Linked DNA regions of Homo sapiens: region 2 is linked to region 1. The links are chromatin loops, found by intact Hi-C in ENCODE. Cell type or tissue: natural killer cell. All regions are shown on one strand. Each heading gives the region's core, and the rest is flanking DNA. Links, peaks and the distances in the headings are about the cores only.

What was found. A loop is a pair of places that touch in the nucleus more often than their neighbours do. Peaks named below come from ENCODE experiments on the same cell type or tissue, not always from the same donor. Only the 100,000 strongest peaks of a DNase experiment are listed, where the experiment ranks them.
Region 2: a loop joins it to region 1, with 4 times the contacts of the local background. A loop is called at or near these places in 15 of 110 quality-filtered maps.

The regions. Positions count from the first base shown.
Region 1 is chr20:2,849,092-2,857,091 of GRCh38, forward strand. All of the region lies in intron 1 of VPS16 (VPS16 core subunit of CORVET and HOPS complexes), which reads left to right. Among named protein-coding and RNA genes, the nearest start is that of VPS16, 12 kb to the left of the region's middle. In natural killer cell, for the core only: CTCF peaks have their summits at 3,183 (motif pointing left) and 3,382; a DNase peak (open chromatin) is centred at 3,140; H3K27ac peaks cover 604 bases.
Region 2 is chr20:2,991,637-3,007,865 of GRCh38, forward strand. It overlaps PTPRA (protein tyrosine phosphatase receptor type A), which reads left to right. Exons shown (of 24, transcript NM_001385305.1): 10 at 13,420-13,510; 11 at 15,708-15,784. Among named protein-coding and RNA genes, the nearest start is that of GNRH2, 44 kb to the right of the region's middle. In natural killer cell, for the core only: a CTCF peak has its summit at 9,451 (motif pointing left); a DNase peak (open chromatin) is centred at 9,465.

The DNA of each region.
Region 1 (8,000 bases), core at 1-8,000:
CCTGGGAGTTCAAGATTGTCAGTTTCATGTGGATCTAACCAGATATCCCTCTTCCAAGTTTCAGGATCTCATTGTTTCCTATCAGTACCCTAATTTTCACATGAGAAATGGTGTGTTGGGGGAATTCAGCTGTTGTAATTCAACAACTCACACAAATTTGTGTTTGATTTTCAGCAGTAGCAGCTATGTGGCTACAAGGAATAAGATTCTTTTTTTTTTTTTTTTTGAGGCGGAGTTTTGCTCTTATTGTCCAGACTGTAGTGCAATGGCACGATTTTGGCTCACTGCAACCTCTGCCTCCTGGGTTCAAGCGATTCTTTTGTGTCAGCCTCCTGAGTAGCTGGGATTACAGGCATGCGCCACCACGCCCAGCTAATTTTGTATTTTTAGTAAAGACAGGTTTCTCCATGTTGGCCAGGCTGGTCTTGAACTCCTGACCTCAGGTGATCTGCCCGCCTCTGCCTCCCAAAACGCTGAGATTACAGATGTGAGCTACTGCACCCGGTTGAAATAAGATTTTTTTTGGGGGGGGTGGGTGCTGTTAGAGAAGACTTCTGCTTCTCAGAACATGACTCAAGCTGAGTGTTAACAGACCTGAGATCACTTTCTCTTTGTAAATGTTCAAGTGCACTCAAAACAATCCATCCCATGCCACCATCTATAAAGTCATCATTACTGCCACACTGGCAAATATAGAAGTCACTCCTACAGCACATGTTTCAGTTACCATTTCACCACAGTAAACTGCAGGCTTGATGAATTGTGATGCAAGTGCATACAGTGGGTTATAGCATCAGTTTTCCATTGACAGAGCTCAACACCAAGCCAGTTCCGAAATCCCATCTTTAGGGGGTCTATCTTCTGGGACTATTCCTTCTATACCAAGTCTGTACCAGTCTGGGTCCAGTCAGAAGACTTAACATGGAAAGTTTAATATAAAGAATTATTGGCCTGGTGTGGGGGCTCATGCCTGTAATCCCAACACTTGGGGATACCAATGCTGGTGGGTCAGCTGGGGTCAGGAGTTCGAGACCAGCCTGGCCAACATGGCAAAACCCCATCTCTAATAAAAATACAAAAAATTAGCCAGGCGTGGTGGCAGGCGCCTGTAATCCCCAGCTACTTGGGAGGATGAGGCAGGAGAACTCCTTGAACCTTGGAGGCAGAGGTTGCAGTGAGCCCAGATCGTGCCACTGCACTCCAGCCTGGGCAACAAGAGCGAAACTCTGTCTCAAAAAACAAAACAAAACAAAAAGGCCGGATGCAGTGGCTCATGCCTGTAATCCCAGCACTTTGAGAGGCCGAGGTGAGCAGATCATGAGGTCAAGAAATCGAGACTATCTGGCCAACGTGGTGAAACCCCATCTCTGATAAAAATACAAAAATTATCTGGGTGTGGTGGTGTGCACCTGTAGTTCCAGCTACTTGGGAGGCTGAGGCAGGAGAATCGCTTGAACCTGGGAGGTGGAGGTTGCAGTTAGCCGAGATTTTGCCACTGCACTCCAGCCTGGCAACAGAGTGAGACGCCATCTCCAAAGAAAAGAAAAAGAAAAAGAAAAAAATTATTTAACTGTGATAAAGGAGTATATGATATGGTTGGACATGGTAGCTCACGCCTGTAATCCCAATACTTTGGGAGGCCGTGGCAGGCAGATCACACAAGCCCAGGAGTTTGAGACCAGCCTGGGCAACATGGTGAAACCCCATCTCTACAAAAAAAAAACAAAAAAAACAGCTGGGCATGGTGGTGCACACTTGTAGTCCCAGCTACTCAGGAGGCTGAGGTGGGAGAGTCACCTGAGCCCTGGGAGGTCATGGCTACAGTGAGCCAATCACACCACTGCACTGTAGCTGGGCGATAGAGTAAGACTGTCAAAAAAAAAAAAAAAAAAGAAAAAGAATATGAGATATAAGAAAATTTTATGATAGCCTGGGGCCAAGGAAGAGTACCCAAGGAATGACAAACTTGGAAGAGGGAGCCTGTCTTCAGGCTAGGGTTCAGACCTCGTTGGAAAAATACAGTTGCAGCCCACTGGATGGCAGAGAAGTTGGTTTGCCCAGGTTGGAGCTGGTCTATAATATCAGACAAGCAAGAAGCAACCCTCTGAGGCCACAAGGGATGTAAAGACGTAGGCAAGCTGCAACTCTCAGCCTGGGGTGTTAGGTGGACGGTGTGAATGGGAGTGCTGGTGCAGGCAGGAGGCCTGCAACACACAGTGTCAATATGGCAAGGTAGGCCGGGCATGGTGGCTCACGCCTGTAATCCTAACACTTTGGGAGGCCGAGGTGGGCAGATCACCTGAGGTTGGGGGTTCGAGATCAGCCTGACCAACGTGGAGAAACCCCGTCTCTACTAACGATACCAGTTTGAGACCAGCCTGGCCAACATGGTGAAACCCCATCTCTACTAAAACTACAAAATTAGCTGGGCATGGTGGTGCGTGCCTGTAATCCCAGCTACTTGGGAGGCTGAGGCAGGAGAATTGCTGGAACCTGGGAGGCAGAGGTTGCAGTGAGCCGGTATTGCTCCATTGCACTCCAGCCTGGGCAACAAGAGCAAAACTCCGTCTCAAAAAAAAAAAACAAAAAACACACAGGCTGGGCGAGGTGGCTCACACCTGTAATCCCAACACTTTGGGAAGCCGAGGCAGGCAGATCACAAGGTCAGGAGATCGAGACCATCCTGGCTAACACGGTGAAACCCCGTCTCTACTAAAAATACAAAAAAAATTAGCTGGGCGTGATGGCAGGCTCCTGTAGTCTCAGCTACTCAGGAGGCTGAGGTAGGAGGATGGCGTGAAGTCGGGAGGCGGAGCTTGCAGGAGCCGAGATCGTGCCACTGTACTCCAGCCTGGGCGACAGAGCGAGACGCTGTCTCAAAAAACCTGTGGCTGGGCATACAGGTGTGCAGAGGACATTGGTGGAAACACTAGTGCACAGGCAGGATGCAGCCAGTGGCCAGGCATCTTGGTATAGAGAGGAAGTGGGGACCTGGTGTGGGCAGGAAGCCTGGAGTGCAGCGTCTGTCCAGACAGCTTGAGAAGGTGATCCGGAAAGTGCTGCGATGTTGCTGAGGGACCATGCTTTGCGGATGTGTGGCTGGGGCGGAGCAGTACTAGATATTCTCACACCCTGACTGCTGGCTGACCACCAACCCTGGAAGCACAGGAGGGCCCCTTCCTAGTGCAGTGTCCTTCCAGCGCCCTCTGCTGAGAAAGCTTAACATGCTCACTATAAAGGAGAAATGTTTAAAGGAATGCTGACCATTACCACAGAACATGGGTTAAAGGGTGAATTTGGAGCTGAGAGGCAATGCGTTGATAACTGGCATGCTAGATTTGTATGAATATCTATTTTCCTATCAGATGTTTTTTCACCCAATGATTTTAGTTATAGAATGTCAAAAGAAATGCATATGGGTTGTAAATTCAAATAATGCCAAAGTATATACAGACATGCTTTGGAGATATTATGGGTTCAGTTCCAGACTACAACAATATAATGAATATTGCAAAACACGTCACATGAATTTTTTTGGTTTCCCAGTCCATATAAAAGTTTTATGTTTACAGTATACTGTAGTATATTAGGTGTGCAATAGCATTATGTCTAAACAAAAGTACGTAACTTAAAAATACTTTATTGCTAAAATATGCTAGTGATTATCAGAGTCTTAAGCAACGTGTAGTATTTGTGCTGGTGGAGGGTCTTGCCTCAGTGATGATGACTACTAATTAATCTGAGTTGTGGTTGCTGAAGGTTAGGGTGGCTATCATAATTTCTTAAAACAACAATGAAGTTGCCACAACAGTGGGCTCTTCCTTTCATGAAAGATTTCTCAGTAGCATGCAATGCTGTCTGATAGCATTTTATCCAAAATAGAACTTTCAAAATTGGAGTTAATCCTTTCAAACCACGCCGCTGCTTTATTAACTAAGTATATGTAATACTCCGAATCCTTTGTTGTCATTTCAACAGTGTTCACAATAGTAGATGCCATCTCAAGAAACCACTTTCAGCCGGGCATGGTGGCTCACACTTGTAGTCCCAGCACTTTAGGAGGCCAAGGTGGGCAGAGCACTTGAGGCCAGGAGTTCAAAACCAGCCTGGCCAACATGGTGAAACCGTGTCTCTACTAAAAATACAAAAATTAGCTGGGTGTGGTGCTGGGTGCCTGTAATCCCAGCTACAGGAAGCCTAGGCAGGAGAATTGCTTGAACCTGGGAAGCAGACGTTGCAGTGAGCCGAGATCGTGCCACTGCACTCCAGCCTGGGTGACAGAGCAAGACTCTGTCTCAAAACAAACAAACAACAACAAAAAAAAAAAACCCACTTTCTTTGCTCATCCATAAGAAGCAAATCCTTATTTGTTCAAGTGCTGAGATTGAAGCAATTCAGTCACATCTTCAGGCCTCACTTCTAATTCTGATTCTCTTGCTATTTCCACTGCATCTGCAGAGACTCCTACTGAAGTCTTGAACCCCTCAAAGTCATCCATGAGGATTGGAATCAACTTCTTCCAAACTCCTGTTAATTTTGATATTTTGACCTCCTCTCATGAATCATAAGAGTATTTTATTTTTATTTTTTTTATTTTTTGGGACGAAGTCTCATTCTGTCACCCAGGCTGGAGTGCAGTGGCATGATCTCGGCTCACTGCAACCTCCGTCTCCCGGGTTCAAGCGATTCTCCTGCCTCAGCTTACTGATTAGCTGGGATTACAGGCACCCGCCACCACACCTGGCTAATTTTTATATTTTTAGTAGAGACAGGGTTTCACCGTGTTGGCCAGGCTGGTCTTGAACTCCTGACCTCAGGCGATCTGCCTGCCTCAGCCTCCCAAAATGCAGGGATTACAGGTGTGAGCCACCGTGCCCAGCCATGAATCATAAGTGTTCTTAATGGCATCTACAATGGTGACTCCTTTCCAGCTGAGATTGCACCACTGAAAACCTTTCCAGGCTTTCAGTTTTGTCCAGATCCATCAGAGAAATTACTAGCTATGGCAGCTATAGCCTTATAAAATGTATTTCTAGGCCAAGCATGGTCGTGCACACCTGTAAGACCAGCACTTTGGGAGGCCAAGGTATAAGAATCACTTGAGGCCAGGATTTCAAGACCAGCCTGGCAACAGAGACCCCGTCTCTACACACACACACACACACACACACACAAATTTTTTAGCCAAGTGCACTAGCATGCGCCAGTAGTCCCAGCTACTCAGGAGGCTGAGGTTGGAGCATCACTTGAGTCCAGGAGTTTGAGGCTTCAAGGCTACAGTGAGCCATGATCACATCACTGCACTCCATCCTGGGCAACAGAGCAAGACAATGTCTTTCTAAAAACAAAACAAAACAAAACAAAAAAAACGAGAGAGAGAAAGAAAAAAATGTATTTCTTATATAAGACTTGAAAATTGAGGCCGGGCGTGGTGGCTCACATCTGTAATCCCAACACTTTGGGAGGCTGAGGCAGGCGAATCACTTGAGGTCAGGAGTTCGAGACCAGCCTGGCCAACACGGTGAAACCCTGTCTCTACTAAAGAAATAGAAAAATTAGCTGGGCATGGTGGTGCATGCCTGTAGTCCCAGCTACTCAGGAGGCCGAGGCAGGATAATTGCTTGAACCCGGGAGGTGGAGGTTGCGTTGAGCTGAGATTGCACCATTGCACTCCAGCCTGGGCAACAGAGTGAGACTCCATCTCAAAAAAAAAAAAGAAAGAAAGAAAAAGAAAATTGAAATCACTCTTTCCTTGATCCATGAGCTGCACAATGGATGTTGTGTTAGAAGGCATAAAGACAACATTAATCTCCTTGTACATCTCCATCAGAGTTTTTGGGGGACCAGATACGTTGTCAATGAGCAGTAATTTTTTTTTTTTTTTTTTGAGATGGAATCTCGCTGTGTCACCCAGGCTGGAGTGCAGTGGTGCAATCTCGGCTCACCGCAACCTCCGCCTCCTGGGTTCAAGTGACTCCTCTGCCTCAATCTCCCGAGTAGCTGGGACCACAGGCGCACTCCACCATGCCCGGCTAATTTTTGTATTTTTAGTAGAGGCGGGGTTTCACCATATTGGCCAGGCTGGTCTCAACTCCTGACCTTGTGAACTGCCTGCCTCGGCCTTCCAAAGTGCTGGGATTACAGGCATGAACCACCGCGCCTGGCCAATGAGCAGTAATGTTTTTAAAGGAATCTTGTTTTTTTTTTTTTGAGCAGTGGGTCTCAGCAGTGGGCTTAAAACGTTTAGTAAACCATGCTGTAAACAATGTGCTGTCATCTAGGCTTTGTTATCCCGTTTCTAGAGCACAGATAGAGTAGATTTAGCATAATTCTTAAGGGTCCTAGGATTTTCAGAATGGTAAATGAGCACTGTTCTCAACTTAAAGTCACTAGCTGCATTAGGCCCCAACAAGAGTGTCAGCCCTGTCCTTACACGCTTTGAAGCCAGGTGTTGACTTCTTTCTAGCTATGAAAGGTCTAGATGGCATCTTCTTCCAATATAAGACTGTTTTGTCTACATTGAAAACCTGTTGTTTAGCCAACCACCTTTGTCAATGATCTTCGCTAGATCTTCTGGATAACTTGCTGCAGCTTCTTTGTCAGCACTTGCTGCTTTACCTTGTGCTTTTACATTACAGAGATGGCTTTTTCCCTTAAACCTCATGAACAAACCTCTGCTAATTTCAAACTTCTGCAGCTTCCTCACCTGTCTCAGCCTTTATAGAATTTAAAGAGTTAGGGCCTTGCTCTGAATTAGGCTTTGGCCTAAGGGAATGTTGTGATCTTATACATAGTTCACTAAAACTTTCTCCTTACCCGCAAAAAGGCTACTTTGCTTTCTTATCATTCCTGTATTCACTGGAGTAGCACTTTTAATTTCCTTCAAGAACTTTTCCTTTGCATTCACAAGTTGGCTAACTGGCACACGAGGCCTAGCTTTTGTCCTGTCTTGGCTTTCAACGTGCCTTCCTCACTAAGGTTAGTCGTTTCTAGCTTTTGATTTAAAGTGAGAGATTTGCCACTCTTCTTTCACTTGAACAGTTAGAGGGTTTTTAATTAGCCTAATTTCTACACTGTGTGTCTCAGGGAATAGGAAGGCCTGAAGAGAGAGAGAGAGAGAGACGATCGGGGAACGGCTCGTTGGTGGAGCAGTCAGAACACATACAACATTTATCCGTTAAGCTCACCATCATGTATGGGTGCAGTTTGTGGCACCCCAAAACAATTATAGTAGTAACATCACTGATCACAGATCACCATATCAGATATAATAATAATGAAAAAGTTTGGAATATTGCGAGAATTACCAAATTGTGACACAGAGACATGAAGTGAGCACATGCAGTTGGAAAAATGACGCTGATAGATTTGCTTGACTCAGTGTTGCCACAAACCTTCAATTTGTAAAAAGTACAGTAAAGCAAAGTGCAACAAAATGATGTATGCTTGTAGTATAAAAGTGGACAGCTCCGCAGGTGTCTACCCCATCTACCACCCTCCCCAAAGGTAATCACTGTGTCTGGTTTAGTATGGAAGTCTCTTGAGCATTTTTCTGTATATTAACACAGAAGTAAAATAATGAAATAGCATTTATTGTGGTTCTTCCTATATGGCCCATAGTCTCGTTTCAAGTATCAATTTCCACCAATTTGAAATGCTAGCTTTATTATTTGCTCAATTCTGAGATCTTTTCCTAGACGCCATCCTCTTCCATTGATCTATTTGCACATTCCTGTGCCAAAATAATAGTTTTAATTAATTTTATATAGTGTGTGTATCTGGTATACATCTGTTCTCATATTTTCAAAATGTTCTTAAATATTTTGTGGTATTTCCTCTTTCAGATGATCTTTTTCCCCTATATGAACTTTTTTTTCTTTTTCTTTTTCTTTTTTTTTTTTTTTGAGACAGAGTCTCCCTCAGTCGCCCAAGCTGGAGTGCAGTGGCACAATTTTGGCTCACTGCAACCCCTGCCTCCCAGGTTCAAGCAATTCTCATGC
Region 2 (16,229 bases), core at 4,597-12,596, 150 kb after region 1:
CCCTGGATGGTGATGGTATTCCTGGAGGCATGACAGGTAAATTCGGATAGATATTGTGGTGAGAGCCATTTGCTGTGCTACCATGGCAACCGTGTTCACGAGCTCATTGGGCCAGCACTAGGGTAGTGAGGGAAAGGGCTGACCATCATCACCTGGGTTTCTAGCAATGAGTGCCATCTTGTGAGCATTCACATGGAACATAAATATTTTCTTTCTTGTGCTAGTTATCCACTACCCAGCGATTGGTTTAGATCCTGACTTCCAGTGAGATAAGTGGTGTGATAATTTGCTTGAAGTTCTCTTCACTAGGAGAATTTCTCTTTTATACACATTCAAAGCCATCACTTAAGTAGTATACCCCATAGCAGTCTACTTCCAGCCCAGCATGGGCCAGCATGTTTCACCAAGCAGTTTATATACCAGGCCGGACTTTTTCTTCTTCAGTTAACTGTTGATGTCAATAGGAAGTCAGAAGTATCTATTGCGGCAGTGGGTTGTGTGGTAGGCATTTTATAGAGATCACTTCCAGCTGATAATGGGATTCTGCTGGGCATGTCCAAATCTATGGCTAATTGAATCTCATAATACCTAGTTTACGAGACCGGCCCGGTGGCTCATGCCTGTAATCCCTGCACTTTGAGAGGCTGAGTTGGACAGATCACCTGAGGTCAGAAGTTCAAGACCAGCCTGGCCAACATGGTGAAACCCCGTCTCTACTAAAAATACAAAAATTAGCCAGGCATGGTGGCAAATGCCTGTAATCCCAGCTACTCGGGAGGTTGAGGCAGGAGAATCGCTTGAACCCGGGAGGCAGAGGTTGCATTGAGCCGAGACCACGCCATTGCACTGTAGCCTGGGCGACAAGAGCGAAACTCCATCTCAAAAAAACAAAACAAACAAAAAAACCCCTAGTTTACGATGGGGAGTTGAAGTCATTTGGATACCTGTCTGTGATCAGGCTTGCAGTCTCTACCCTAGAGCCCAGTACTAGGCTAGGAGCATGGTCTTACCAATAGGATCATGGTCTTATATCCATATCCAAATATTACGATTCTTCTGTTTACCTTACTACAAACACTCTAGAGCTCCATACAATCTACCAGAGCTTATTTCTCTGTGGCCTGGATCAGCAGGAGCACTTTCTCTTTTCAGATCACTCAATAAATTGGTCAGAGGCTGGGCACAGTGGCTCATGCCTTTAATCCTCGCACTTTGGGAGATGAGGCAGGCAGATTGCTTTGAGTCCAGGAGCTCAAGACCAGCCTGGGCAACATGGCGAAAGCCTGCCTCTTCAAAAAATTAGCTGGGCATGGTGGTATGCACCCGTAGTTCCAGCTACTGGGGAGGCTGAGGTGGGGTATTGCTTGAGCCTAGGAGTTTGAGGCTGCAGTGAGCTGTGATTGCACCACTGCACTGCAGCCTGTGTGACAGAGCAAGATCTTGTCTCTATGTAGGTAGGTAGGTAGATTGATTGATTGATCAGATGGATTAGATGGATTAAATTGAGAGATCAGAGTTGGATGCAAGGATAAGGTATCTGCTGTCTCCAAAACTCAAAATGGCCCAGCAAGCATTGCTCCTCTTTGTTAGCAGGAGAGGGGTGGTGGGGCAAGGGGCAACAAGTTGTCTTTTATGTTGGAGGAGATACCCTGACGTGCTGCAGGCCTTTGACTTTCAGAAAATTTGGCTGAGGTGGCAGGCCACTGTATTTTTATGTCTGACATGTACATCTAAGATACATAACTTCCTGCTTTTCATGTCTCACATTGATGTCATTAGCATAGTTGTCAAGGTAATGTCCTGTGAAACAGACAAAATCTTGATGAACCAGATCACAACACAGAAAGGTCAAGATGATTTATCACTGAGGCTGCTCTTGCCATGAGCAAGAAAAACTGCTTCAAGTAGTCCACACAACTTAAAAAGAACACACACTTACCCCTAGCAGTAGTCTAGGTACCAGGAGTTATATGTTAATCTGCAGAAAGTAGAGTACGTCTGGAAAAGTAACTGCAAATCTGCAAAGTCTTCTGTAGCACTTAAGATCCTGCGGTTCACATGGAGACTTCGCCTTTTGCTAAAGAGATCACTGCTCTAGGAGCTTACATTTGCTCTTTCTGTGATGGTTCTTATCCAGTGGGCTAGGGAATCTGTGTGTCTTTGGGCATTACCTAATGGCCAATGTTATTGAAAATCAAGGTGGCACAGAGGGAGGTCTAGCCAACTTCACAGAGCCGGGAGCATCTAGTTTCTTTCCCTCCCTTTTGGAGGCCCTGACAGACAGGCAGGCAGGCAGACAGACAGATCGACAGACAGGTAAGATAGATTAGATAGATTAATAGGTCCTAATGTGAAGCCACCTCAGGCCAAAATTCCTTCCATCAGCTGGCCTGCAAAGGCTCCGTTCTAACTAGCATATCTTAGCGACATTCTGAGTTCCTAGCAAGTAGCTACCTCAAGGCCAGGACCTAGCAGACCCCAAAAGATGCATTTCCCTTTACCTAGTACAGTTGCCATGGCAAATATCTGCAGATTATTAAGAAAAGATGAGGAGGGAGGTTTATAATATATGTGTGTTAATGCGCTGTGGCAGGGTTCCTCCTTACAGATGCCTGGCCTCCCTGTTATTGAAGGGTTCTGGGTCTGAAATGACCCAGGCCTACGAGTTGGATGAGGGGGCCCCCTCTCTAGCATGGTGGTCTAGTAGGCTGCCTAAACTGACCTGGAAAGCTACTTTCCGTTTCCATTACTGGGAGCTTCACAATGAATTATTCACAGCCATAAACGTCTGATCATGGTCTCCAACAGTCTTTCTAGCCCACTTAGATCAGGAATCCCATTTTGAAATAGTCCCTTCCACTAGCATCTCACGCTGCTGAGGACAGCCAGGAAAGCACTTCTGAAAGATTCCAGTGCTTTCCTCACCAGTGTATAGCCTCAGCAAGGCATGTGATGTGGATCCCATCAAGGGCATACTGAAGGTGTCAGTAGAAGGCTGAGCCTTTAGAGTCCATATGCCACTCTGGTCTCCTCTACTTTGTGCCCAGGTTTTTCTGGCTTTTCATTATCACCTCACTAAATCCAGCATTCAGTCCAGGTTTCCACTGGCGAGCCTAGCTCAACATTAAAACCATGGCCAGTTACCTGAGCTGTTACACTACCTGCAGAAGTTCTTTTGACCATACCATAATTAGAAATTTGGCTTTATCCAGGCTGGGCACAATGGCTCATGCCTGTAATCCCAGAACTTTGGGAGGCTGAGGCAGGCAGATCACTTGAGGTCAGGAGTTTGAGACCAGCCTGACCAACATGCTGAAACCCTGTCTCTACTAAAAATACAAAAATTAGCCGGGCATGGTGGTGAGTGCCTGTAATCCCAGCTACTCGGGAGGCTGAGGCAGGAGAATCGCTTGAACCCGGGAGGCAGAGGTTGCAGTGAGCCAAGATTGCACCACTGCTCTCCAGCCTGGGGGACAGAACAAGACTCCATCTCAAAAAAGAAAAGAAATTTGGCTTTAACCAAGTCATACTCTCCCTTCCTTGTTATAACGTCTCCAAAATCTATATCAACAATTGTTCCTATCATTTGTAATGATCCAGCTCAGTGAATTCCTGTAGTTTCTTCTGGATATTTATTAGCTCTTTACTTTTTTTCCCCCGCTGTAGAGACGGGGTCTTGTTGTGTTGCCCAGGCTGGTCTTGAACTCCTGATCTCAAGCAGTCCTCCCACCTTGGTCTCCCAGAGTGCTGGGATTACAGGCATGAGCTACTGTGCCTGGCCAGCATTTTACTTTTCTACCTTATTTATGCATTTTACCCTCAGGTCATGTTATGCTTGCATTCTGGTAATGTGTGGGCAATGCAGGCTGGGTTGTGGGGCAGTTTTCATCATGACAGCAAGATGCAGTAGAGAGCATAATAGAGATTTTTGGAAATTAACTTTCTTTGGGTCCTCTCTTTTATCATCATTTCTGTTGTCTCACTTAAAGCCTTATCTTTCTCATGAGCAACCCAGGAAAGATGTGAATTCTGTGGCATTAAAATTCAGCAACTCGCAAAATTTGGAAACCTTAACATTTCACTTAGCAAAATACATATATAGTAATGTAAAGGCCCTGAGTCTTGGGTTTTCATTTCAAGGTGAGCATTTGATATTGGAGCTGGGTTATTTCTTGTTTTGTTCTCTAATATTGTCAGAAGTAATCCTACTCCTTGGTTTCAACATTTCCCCTCTCCTTTTAATTGGGACACCCCTACTCGTTTACCACCAGCTTGAACACATCACAGGTAATTGCAAGCAATAACTAAAATAGTAGTTGTGCAGCTATGAACTGTGAGCAGCTTGCTCTTTCCCATCCTGGCAATTGGTTGTCAGTTTCTTTCCTTCCATCTGAACCCAGTAACATCACCCACGTTTCCCCTAGCAGTCTCTCAACTACAACCCACTCTGATAGTAATTGCTAAATCAGTTAAGGTCCTCTAGTTAAAAGCAAGAGAAGTCACCTCAACTAAATTAAGCAAAAACAAACAGAACTATTGATTTGGGAAGACACTGGAGGAGCTGGCAGAATCAGAAGGTAAGTTGGAGTACCAAGTCTCAGGTAGAGCCGACCTTGGTGGCTTTGGGGCCCTTCTAGGGAAGCCCCTGCTTCTTCCTAGTTTTCAAAATCCTGGGAGAGAATCTGATTGGCTCAGTATCAGTCAGGTATGACTGTGTTTGGATCAGTCAGCCCTGGGAGAGAAGAGGAGAAATAACACATAGGGCAAACAAACCAATTTGTGTCTACTGTCATAGAATAATATTTTTAGTAACCATCAGATGGGGAAGGCCTTTCTAAGCTACTTAGAAGATTTAGATGCCAGAATGGAAAAGTTTGAAAGATAGCAAATATATTAAAATGTGAAACATCTTTGTGACAAATGATGTCGTAAAAAAGTGGCCAACTGGGAGAATCTATTTGCCATAGGTAGACAAAGAATGTTCCAGAATATACAAACCTGTGAGTAAAAGGTAAACAATCCAGTCAAGAAACTGGCAATTTACAGAAGAAATACAGATGGTCTATAAAGATATGAAAAGAAGATCAACTATATCTAGTAATCAGGGAAATACAGATTAAAGCTAACCATTATTTTGGACCTATCAGATTTGAAAATTTAAAAAGCTTTATATCAAATGTGGACAAAAGTATGGGGCTGCAGAGACTTACAGGTGGGGGAGTTTAAATTGGTATTGCATTGGAGGGATGATTCTGGCAGTACCAATCATTATTTAAATGTTTGAGTTTTCTGACCAAGCTTCTGAGATTCTTAACAGAAAAAGCCATGTACAAAGATGTTTATGACAGCATTATTTATAATAGCAAAGAAGATAAAAACGCAAATATCTGTCAAATAGAATGGCCAGATGATTTCTTATATCCATTATGATATTCTATACTATCATTAAAATAAATGTGTTCACATAGATCTCTAAGTTATATTGTTATGTGAGAAAACATATGTGGGATAATTTCATTTTTGTTTTCAAAAATATGTATATCTGTGTGTGTTTGGGTATGTTAATGCTTTTTTTTTTAAGTCTGAAAGACTACAAATTGTCAACAGTGGCTGCCTACAAGGGGGCTGGAAGAGAGGAGAGACATAATAGGGAACTTTGTTTTCTACTAAATTATTTGACTTAAAACAAGCATATTCTTTTTATAATATTTTTAAAGCAGATTTTTTTGAATATGGGAAATAAATCTAATGGACTTAGTTTGCTTCGATGGATATATAACATCTAGAATAAAGAAGTTCCTATGCCTAGTTTGAACTGTGTCAGGAGTCTTGTGGTCAGGTCTCTATAAAAAGGGATATCACCAAATGGGATGTTGTTCTGGAGAGAAACTGGACCATGGGGGTGAATAACTAAAGGAACAACACTCATAGGACATGACAGCTGTTTTCAGATATGTGACAGGCTAAAAGGAGACTGTAGCATTTCCGTGAATGCCCACCTGATTAGAAGTTCTAGGCTGTGGCTTTCATCCTAATTACAAGCTGGAGCTTTTTTGTTCACCAGCATTTGTCTTTCTAGGAATCATTGAATTTATTCAAAAGAAATACTTTGAAAAACCACTCAGAAGCCCCCATTTTCAGGGAAAATTGAGGTCTTTAAGGCATTATCAAGGTTTAAAAAGAAACAAAAAGATAAAATTGTGTTAGCTTCTGGCTGGGTGCAGTTGTTCATGCCTGTAATCTAGCACTTTGGGAAGCCAATGCGGGAAGATTGAGGCCAGGAGTTTAAGACCAGCCTAGGCAATGTAGCAAGACCTTATCTCTACAAAACAATTTTTTTTAATTAGCCAGGCGTGATGGCACATGCCTGTAGTTCTAGCTACTCAGGGGGCTGAGGTGGGAGAATCATTTGAGCCCAACACTTGGAGGCTACAGTGTGAGCTATAGTGCTAACTTTATAGAGCTGCAGGAGCTACAGTGAGCTACAGTGATCACCGCACTGCCCTCCAGCCTCCTGGCTACCAGAGTGAGACTCTGTCTCAAAAAAAAAAAAAAAAAAAGGCTTAGCTCCTGAGAGGAATGGGATAGGAGAGAAAGAAAAGAGGGAAAGAGGTGAAGCCAGTGAAATAGTCAGAATCTGTGCGATGTGAGATGTGACCTTCCTCAGGACCTCACATCTCTTAGATTGCCAGGTGAAGAAGGCATGTGTGTGTCACTAGTGATGGGACTGAGTGTGGCATCTGAGTTGAGATGGGTGAAATCGCCTCTACATTGATGAGTTGTCCCAAAATAAGTGAATCAGAGTCACAGTCCTGTGGGAATTAGCAGGAACTGTGACAAGGGCTTTGGAATTCCACTGTCCAGAGAGTTGGGAGTTTGCGTTTTGCAAGGGGCAGAAAAGATGCCCGCTGACATCTGGGTTTTACATTGCTTAGTACGAGGGAAATGCAAAAGAAATTGTGTGTCTGGGTGTTGGGTCGTTTTAAACAGAACTGTTCCAAGACCTACCTTGGAAGGTAGTAAATTTCCCATCACTCTAGTGTTCAGTCACTGGTGACTATTGGGTGAGAGTATTGAAAGGAGATTCAGACTTAAAAGTGAATGAGATTCAGACCTGTACTGGAGATCTAGGCAAGAAAAGAAAGGTATAAGGATTGCAAAGGAAGGGACAAAATATAAATTTTTCACAGACCAAATACTGTCTTCAGAAAAACCCACAGATTCATCAGACATATTATAGAATTAATATGACATATTATATTATAGAATTAATAAATATGACATATTTATAATTTATTATATATGACATATTTATAATTAATAAATATGACATTATAGAATTAATATGACATATTATAGAATTAATATTCATCAGACATATTATGGAATTAGCAAGGTTGCTAGATACAGAAGCAGCATAAAAATTTAATGCATTTCTATACATAGGCCACAAACAGAAAACCTAATAATACCTTTTAAAAGGTGCCAATTACAATAGCATCCAAATGTAAAGTACCTAGGAATGGATTTAACAATTTAGAGAAAATTATTAAAATGTTTGAAGACATTAAAGGAAAATAGCTTAAATTAGTGAAGAGATAGGATCAATGGATTAGGAGGCTCAATTTTGTAAAGATGTCAATTCTCCCCCAAGATATATAGATTCAATGCAATTCCAATAAAAATCCCAACAGGTTTTTTTGTGGAACTTGACAAGCTGATTCTAAAATTTATATGGAGGAGAAAAGATTCAAGAATAGCCAAGACATTCCTGAAGAAGAAGAACAAGGTGAGGAGACCTGCCTTACCAGATATAAAGAGATTATAAAATTTTAGTAATTAAGACAGTTTTGTATTGGCACTGGGATAGACAGATCGACCAGTGGAATGAAATAAAGAGCCCAGAAGCAGATCCATTTGTAAGTGGAAACCTATTTATGACAGAAATGCTCTTGCAGTTTGGGTGGGGAAAAGATGGTCTTCACAATAAATAGTGCCTGGGACCATTGGTAACCCTGTGGGAATAAATGAAATTGAATGCTTGTCACATATCAAACACAAAAACCAATTCCAGTTGCTGTAAACACTGAAATTTAAAGGACAAAAATGATAAAATGTAGAGATCATAATGTAGTAAAATATACTTCTGATCTCACAGTAGGAAAGGATTTCTTAAGACTTAAAATGTTGATAAAAGGGAAGATTGATGAATTTACATGAAAATGCAAAACCTCTGTTCATAAATGATACCATAAAGAAGATGAAAGGGAAGGCCACAACCTTGGTAAAAGATAACACAGGTAACTGATAAAGGAAGAGTATCCAGAATATATAAAGAACTTCTACAAATTGTTAAGAAAATAAGTAGGCTGGGCGCAGTGGTTCATGCCTGTAATCCCAGCACTTTGGGAGGCTGAGGTAGGCGGATCACAAGGTCAGGAGTTCGAGACCAGCCTGGCCAACACGGTGAGACCCTGTCTCTACAAAAAAATACAAAAAAAATTAGCCAGGTGTGGTGGCGGGCGCCTGTAATCCCAGCTACAGGGGAGGCTGAGGAAGGAGAATTGCTTGAACACAGGAGGTGGAGGCTGCAGTGAGCCAAGATTGCGCCACTGCACTCCAGTCTGGGTGACAGAACAAGACTCCATTTTGAAAAAAATAATCCAGTAGGACAACGGGGAAACCACTTGACTAGGTACTTCACGGAAGAGGAAACTCTTTTGACCAGTATGCTATGGAAAGATGATGAACCTCATTAATAATCAGAGAAATGTAAATCAGTTAACACAAAGTCTGACAGTAGCAAATGTTGATAAGCATACGGAACTGGAACACTACATTGCTGGTGGGAGTATAAATTAGTACAACTTCTTTGAAAAACAATTTGGCCTTATCTGGTAAGGTTAAAGATACCTATACCTGAAATTCTTGCACATATGCACAAGAAAGATACAAAAATGTGTCTCAAAGCAGGACCTTTAACTGTAAACAACCCAAATATTCATCAGTAGTAGAATGGATAAGTAAATTTTAACACCGTCTCAAATGGAGCACTACAAAGTAGCTGAAGTTAGCAGCCAGGATGAATCTTAGGAACGTAATGTTGAGCCAAAGAAAAAAGCAACTCACCACTTAATCATGATTCCATTTTCCTCAAAAACTAGACTAGCAATAATAATACATTGTTTTGGATGTAAAAAATATGAGATACAAATAAAGGAATGTAATGATAATTATAAAACTTCAGGTTTACCAGTGAGAGGGGAAGGAAGAGGATATAAGGAGAGGAGCCCAAAGAGAGCTTCTAAGTTAAATTATGTGATGGATACTTTTTAAAAAATAAATATCAACAAATGTGAAAAAAAAATTTTTTTTTAACCGACATGTCTTTAAAAAATGAATGAGTACTTAGCCTTGGTTCCAGTTAAGGCTTAAACAAGAGATGAAACGGTCTTCGATGCCACCTAGTGTTTCTAGAGAGTTTAACATTTTATAGACTTCTGCTCTAGCTGCTCCTTCCTAGCTCTGTGAGCTAGGTTTTTCAGAGTAGAAACCAAAAGGAGTAGGATTCACCTTGTTTTCATCCGTGACGCAGGCTCTTCATTCTGAACCTTTGCATCTAGCGCTGTGTTCTCCAGGGCAAGCCCTTTCTTCTCTCTTGTTAAACAATGGCTCCTGTTTCTTCCTGACTCTTTTTAGGAGCCTTAGTCCACCTGGAGACCTAGTTTTTCTTTATCATGACTGAGGGAGCTAGGGATGCTGATAGGGCTGTGAGATGTAGTCTTTGTTATTCCTGACATTTTTGTATTGAAGACTGTTTTCAAGAGTCTTGCTGTCCCTACGTCTGTTCTACATTTTAGAGAAGGGATGCACAGGAAAACTAGTGCCTCTGGATTAGCCATCAGGGCTTAAAAAACTGACATCTCATCCTGCCCTGTACTTGGGTGGAAACCTGTGGAAATCTTATGTGAAGGAAGAGAATGCAAACTGTGGGTGAACTGAGAAATTCTGATCTAAAATAATGGTCTCTACTGCGTGTGTAAGAGTCCAGCCCAGGAAAATCTTTTCTTCCTTTTGTGGTATTCACAGCATAGGGTCAGGGGTAATTGCCTCTGTTAGTAAAATAACATGCAGAACCTCCAGGGTTTTAATCTGAAAGGAAATCTCTTGAGTAGGTGAGGGCAGATGGATTTTGAGGTCCTAATTTCCCTATCTTTGGGTCTTTCACTTTAATTTCTCCTATCACTGTCATGCTGGTTTCCAGTAAATATATTTGCTCCTTTCTTAAAGCTCTTGCTTCCCAGCCTGGGCAACATAGCAAGATCCACCTCTACAAAAATAAAAATTAAAAAATTAGCCAGGCATGGTGGTGCTGTGCCTGTAGTCCCAGTTACTCAGGAGGCTGAGGCAGTAGGATACCTCCAGCCCAGGAGTTCAAGGCTGCAATGAGCTATGATGGCGCCACTGCACTCCAGCCTGGGTGACAGAGCGAGACCCTGTCTCCAAAAAAAAACAACAAAAAACTCTTGCTTCCATCTGACAAAAAATTGGTTCCCTTTGGGTTGGCATTTCCTTTATTCAGTCTTTTTTTAAATTATTATCAAAGACAGAAACGTTCATTCTTCATTTCTGCCTCTTGCTCTTCCCAGTCCACTTTTGCCTTCATTCCATCTCCAAATGTAGTAATTTTTTTTTTTTTTTTTTTTTGAGACAGAGTTTTGCTCTTTCTGCCCAGGCTGGAGTGCAATGGCGCAGTCTTGGCTCACTGCAACCTCCATCTCCCGGGTTCAAGCAGTTCTCCTACCTCAGCCTCCCAAGTAGCTGGGGTTACAGGCATGTGCCACCATACCTGGCTAATTTTTTGTATTTTTAGTAGAGATGGGGTTTCACCATGTTGGTCAGCTGGTCTCGAACACCAGACCTCAAATGATCCACCCGCCTCGGCCTCCCAAAGTGCTGGGATTACAGGCGTGAGCCACCGCGCCTGGCCCAAATGTAGTAATTCTAATTCCAGAATATGTCTCAAATGCATCCATTTCCTTGTATCATCATTTTTCCATGCTTCTCTTCTTGCTCCTCTCTAGTCCATTTTCCATACAATAACAAGTAATTCTTTAACATGGAAAATGGATCACACTTTAAAAACCTTCAATGATTTCCTTATGCACTTAACATAAAATTTGAACTCCCTATTCAAGGACCTACCTGGAAATGGATGATCTGACTTTGCCAGGCTCATCTCTTCCTACTTCCTCCTGCCATCCCCATCAACCTCACCTTCTGCGTGATACCTGCACTGATTTTCGGTTCCTCACACAACCAAGCCTTCTTCCACCTCTGGGTTACCACAGATGCTGTTCTCTGTGTCTGGAATACTATTTTCTATACTCATCCTTCCTCAGAGAGACCCACCTGTAATCCAAATTTGGTGCTTTCTGATACTTCATCTCTAGTAGCATTCTGTTCTTTGATTGCATTCATCATGGTATATAATTATATATGTATTTGTTTTATTTGTTTAATGTCTGCTTTTCACCCACAAGTTTATATTGTCCTTGAGGGCGAGAACTGCACTTATATTTGATTCCCCACTCTTTGCTCTGTATCTAGCCCAGTGCCTGGTAGGTACAAAATATATATTTGTTGAAAGAATGAATGAAAAGTAATGCATGAATTGTTCCTCTACTGCTGAATACTACGGTTGTTCTCAGTTTTGGGTCATTCTAAATAATGATGAAGTAAATAATTAGGACATAAAGATTTTTATTTCCTAAGGGTATGTTCTCAAAATTGAAGTTGCTAGGCCAAAAAGTATTTTTGAAAAGTTTTTTTAAGGCTCATAAAATGTAATTTCCAAGTCACTTACTCGGAATTAGTGTTGGAATTTTAAAGTGCCTCCCTTTTTGCTTTCTTGTTTGTTTTTATAGTGTCAGAGTCTCACTGTGTCACTCAGGCTGGAGTGCAGTGGTATAATCATGGCCTTGAACTCCTGGGCTGAAGTGTTCCTCCCACCTCAGCCTTCTGAGTAGCTGGGACTACAGGCATGCACCACCATACCTGGCTATTTTTTTTTTTTTTTTTTTTTTTAATGTAGAGACGAGGTCTTGCTGTGTTGCCCAGGCTGGTCTCAAACTTCTGGCCTCAAGTAGTCCTCCCACCTCTACCTCCCAAAGTGCTGGGATTACAGGCATGAGCCACCACACCCAGCTCCTTTTTTCATCCTTAATTTTGAATATATGAAACATACAAGAGGAGAACAGATCAAATAATAAAATTTAGCTTCCCACTCTGATAAAACTCATTTATTTGAATACTTATTCTTTGCTACACATGAGATTATTTCCTTATGTGGCAGATGTTGTTGTTCCAATTTTATGTATTTATTTATTATTTATTTTTGAGACGGAGTCTCGCTCTGTCGCCTAGGCTGGAGTACAATGGCGTGATCTTGGCTCACTGCAACCTCCACCTCCCAGGTTCAAGCGATTCTCCTGCCTCAGCCTCCTGAGTAGCTGGGGTTACAGGTGTGCACCACCATACCCAGCTAATTGTTGTCTTTTTAGTAGAGACAGGGTTTCGCCTTGTTAGCCAGGCTGGTCTCGAACTCCTGACCTCAGGTGATCCACCCGCCTCAGCCTCCCAAAGTGCTGGGATTACAGGCGTGAGCCACTTCACCCGGCCCCAATTTTACAGATGAGGAAACTGGACCTAGAAATTTTAACAGATGTGCTCAAGTTCATACAAACACAGACTATCTCATGTCAGATCATTGTGTGATAACCTCCCTGCACTAACTAATCTACATTTGCTCCAGAACTGCTGCAAATTTAATGTCACCTCACCCAAATCTTCTGCTTCTTAACTGCTGCATCTATATGAATGCCCTCCCACCCACCCACCAGTCCTTGCTTCCTTGCCACATGATGCTAGAGGCTGGGGTGCCATGCCCCCTTAGATCCCTAGGAAGAGATTAAATCAGCTGGCCATCCAGAACCTTCCTGTGTGGTTCACTCTGAGATGCATGTCATCTTTGTGTGGTGGTAATTAGCATGAGGATAAATGGCCCATTCCTTCAGGTATGTCCCCATTCCAATTTACAAGGGTAGGCCCTTTTGGCCCAGTATCATAACAACAGGCTGCTAACCACATAGTAATCATGGAAAGAGCATGCTATACTTACATAACAGAAAGGGCATTCTGCCCCCTGAGGATTCTTGTGTTGTTGAACTCTAAGGAGCTTGTGGCTGTTTCGGGGGAGAGGAGCATTCTCTGTGTTAGGCTGCAGGTATTCACCTGGGCCCATGTTTTTCCCCCCAGGAAAAGGTAGAACATGCTACCAGGTCAGGGTTTGGTGCAGCAGTTTGCATGTTTGATGTTTATCCCTGCTAATAATTCCTCTAATTTCTCTTAACCTTTCAGGCTCTCCCTGCATGTCCTATCCAGGCCACCTGTGAGGCTGCTTCCAAGGAGGAAAACAAGGAAAAAAATCGATATGTAAACATCTTGCCTTGTGAGTGTCTTTAGTGTTTCTTGGGATGTAACCTGAAATTACATCTCTGGAGGGATTTTCTGAAGATGGAAAGAATCTTGCAATTGGGCACAGCAGGGTGAATAACAAGAGTGCGTTCATGGCAGTACTCAGTGGCTCATACCTGTAATCCCAGAACTTTGGAAGGCCAAGGTGGGAGAATCTCTTGAGCCCAGGAGTTTGAAACTAGCCTGGGCAATATAGTGAGACCTCATCTCTACAAAAACCTTAAAAAATTAGCCAGGCATGGTGGTGTGTGTCTGTCGTCCCAGCTACTCAGGAGGCTGAGGTAGGAGGATCCCTTGAGCCCAGGGGGGCAGAGGTTGCAGTGACCCAAGATCGTGTCACTGCATTCTAGCCTGGGTGACAGGGCAAGACCGTGTCTCAAAAAAATAAAGTAAAAGAAATGAAATAAATAATAATAAATAAGATAAATAAATAAGAGTAGGTTGAAGACTTTGGGCTGAAAGAGCCTTTATGGATCCCACATACTCAGAGTCAATTAGGATGATCCAGGAGGATTTTTGTGTCAGGCCTAAAGTTTCTAGGAGGTCCTGGAGAACAGCTTCACTAGGATCAGGCAGGAAGCAGGGGGTAATGGTGGTGGTAGAGATGGTTTTTTGTGGTATTCATTGAAAGAAATTCTAATGCAGAGTTCTCTGTATAAACCCTTCCCAGAGTTAGCCATTGCTAATCAGTTGATCCATAAGCTAACAGACATTTTTCTAGTCCATTGGTATCCAGAATGGGATATGCATAATTTAATGAGATATGAGAGGAAGATGTTTGAACCTCACTTGATTTTTATATTTGCTTTTCAAAAAAAAAAAATTCCTAATCCTCAGAACCTGTGAAAATGTTTTTTTTTTAATTTTTTGTAGAGATGGTCTTGCTGTGTTGCCTTGGCTGATCTCAAACTCCTGGCCTCAAACAGTCCTCCTGCTTTGGTCTCCCAAGTGTTGGGATTACAAGCATGAGCCAGTGAGCCCAGCCAGTATATTTGCCTTTTAAAAATTCATCCTTTTAAATTTTTTATTTCATTTATTTTTTTAGAGACAGGGCCACCCAAGCTGGGGTGCAATGATGTGATCATAGATATGTATCCTCGAATTCCTGGGCTCAAGTAATCCTCCTGCCACAGCCTGCTGAGTAACTAGAACTACAGGTGCATCTACCATGCCTGGCTGATTATTTTTTAGACACAGGGTCTTGCTGTGTTACCCAGCCTGGTCTCAAACTCTTGGCCTCAAGCAGTCCTCCCACTTTGACCTCCCAAAGAATTGGGATTACGTGCATGAGCCACCACATCTAGACCCTAAAAATTTTATATTTCAGGGTATATCATACATTAGCATATGTGCATAATTTATCAATAAATGAGCATGTATTAGAGATGCCTGCTCACATTTTTATAAGTGAAGTATGGAACCAAAAAATTAGGACCACTACACTATGCATTTACAGATACTTTTGTCTTTTTCTTTTTTCTTTCTCGCTCTGTCACCCAGGCTGGAGTGCAGTGGCACGATCTTGGCTCACTGCAGGCTCTACCTCCTGGGTTCAAGCCATTTTCCTGCTTCAGCCTCCCAAGTAGCTGGGACTACCTATAGGCACATGCCACCACACCCAGCTAATTTTGTATTTTTAGTAGAGACGGAGTTTCACCATGTTGGCCAGGCTGGTCTGGAACTCCTGACCTCAAGTGATGCACCGCCTCTGCCTCCTGAAGTGCTAGGATTATAGGCGTGACCCACCATGCTCGGCCTTGTCTTCTTATTTATGTGCACATGTTGGAGGAGGGGGATGTGTGTATGTGTGTGGGTGTGGGTATGTGTATATATAATACATATTTTTTAATATGATTGGTATACTGTACACATTTCTCTCTTTTAATAGTATATATTGTCAGTTCATCTGTCAAGAAACTTTCTTTTTTCTCAACTACTTAGTATTCCACATTGTAGATGCATCTTAATTTATTTAACTAGTCCCCTAATGATACTTAAGGTATTCCCAATTTTTTGCTGTTATACTGTTGGAGTTATATTGTTGGAGTGGCATCTTTATACAAGCGTGAGTCTGTGCACATAGGCACAGATGTCTCAACTGTCCTGGTTGCGTCAGGTTCTGTGAGAAATAAATTTTGATTTTACTGAAATATTGTTGGTTTGTTTCCTAGATGACCACTCTAGAGTCCACCTGACACCGGTTGAAGGGGTTCCAGATTCTGATTACATCAATGCTTCATTCATCAACGTAAGGATCGGGTGCTTTCCCTGTCACTTCCCTGCCTGACCATTGCCACTATCTGTTGGCTCCTCCCCAGCTGTGTGTTAGGAGAAATATTTGTCATTTCATGTTTTCCCTGACAAGTCTGGTTTTTTTAAGTGACTGAATTTTTTTTTAAGGTCAGTCAAATAGTTTTAATCATTTTCTATATTTACCCTGTCGTCATTCCCTATGGTTTCCCATGTAGAAATCTGTGTCTAAATATGTATTTTGTGATAAGAGTCAGTGAATCCTTTATTGAGCTGATTCTAATTACAAACAAAAGCAGGCCTTGCCCTCAACAGTAAAAATAAGGGAGAACAGGACAAGAATACCTGACATGACACCAGCTATATTATATATGTGTGTGTATGTATATATGTGTGTGTGTGTGTCTGTGTGTGTGTATATATATATATATATGACTATCTGG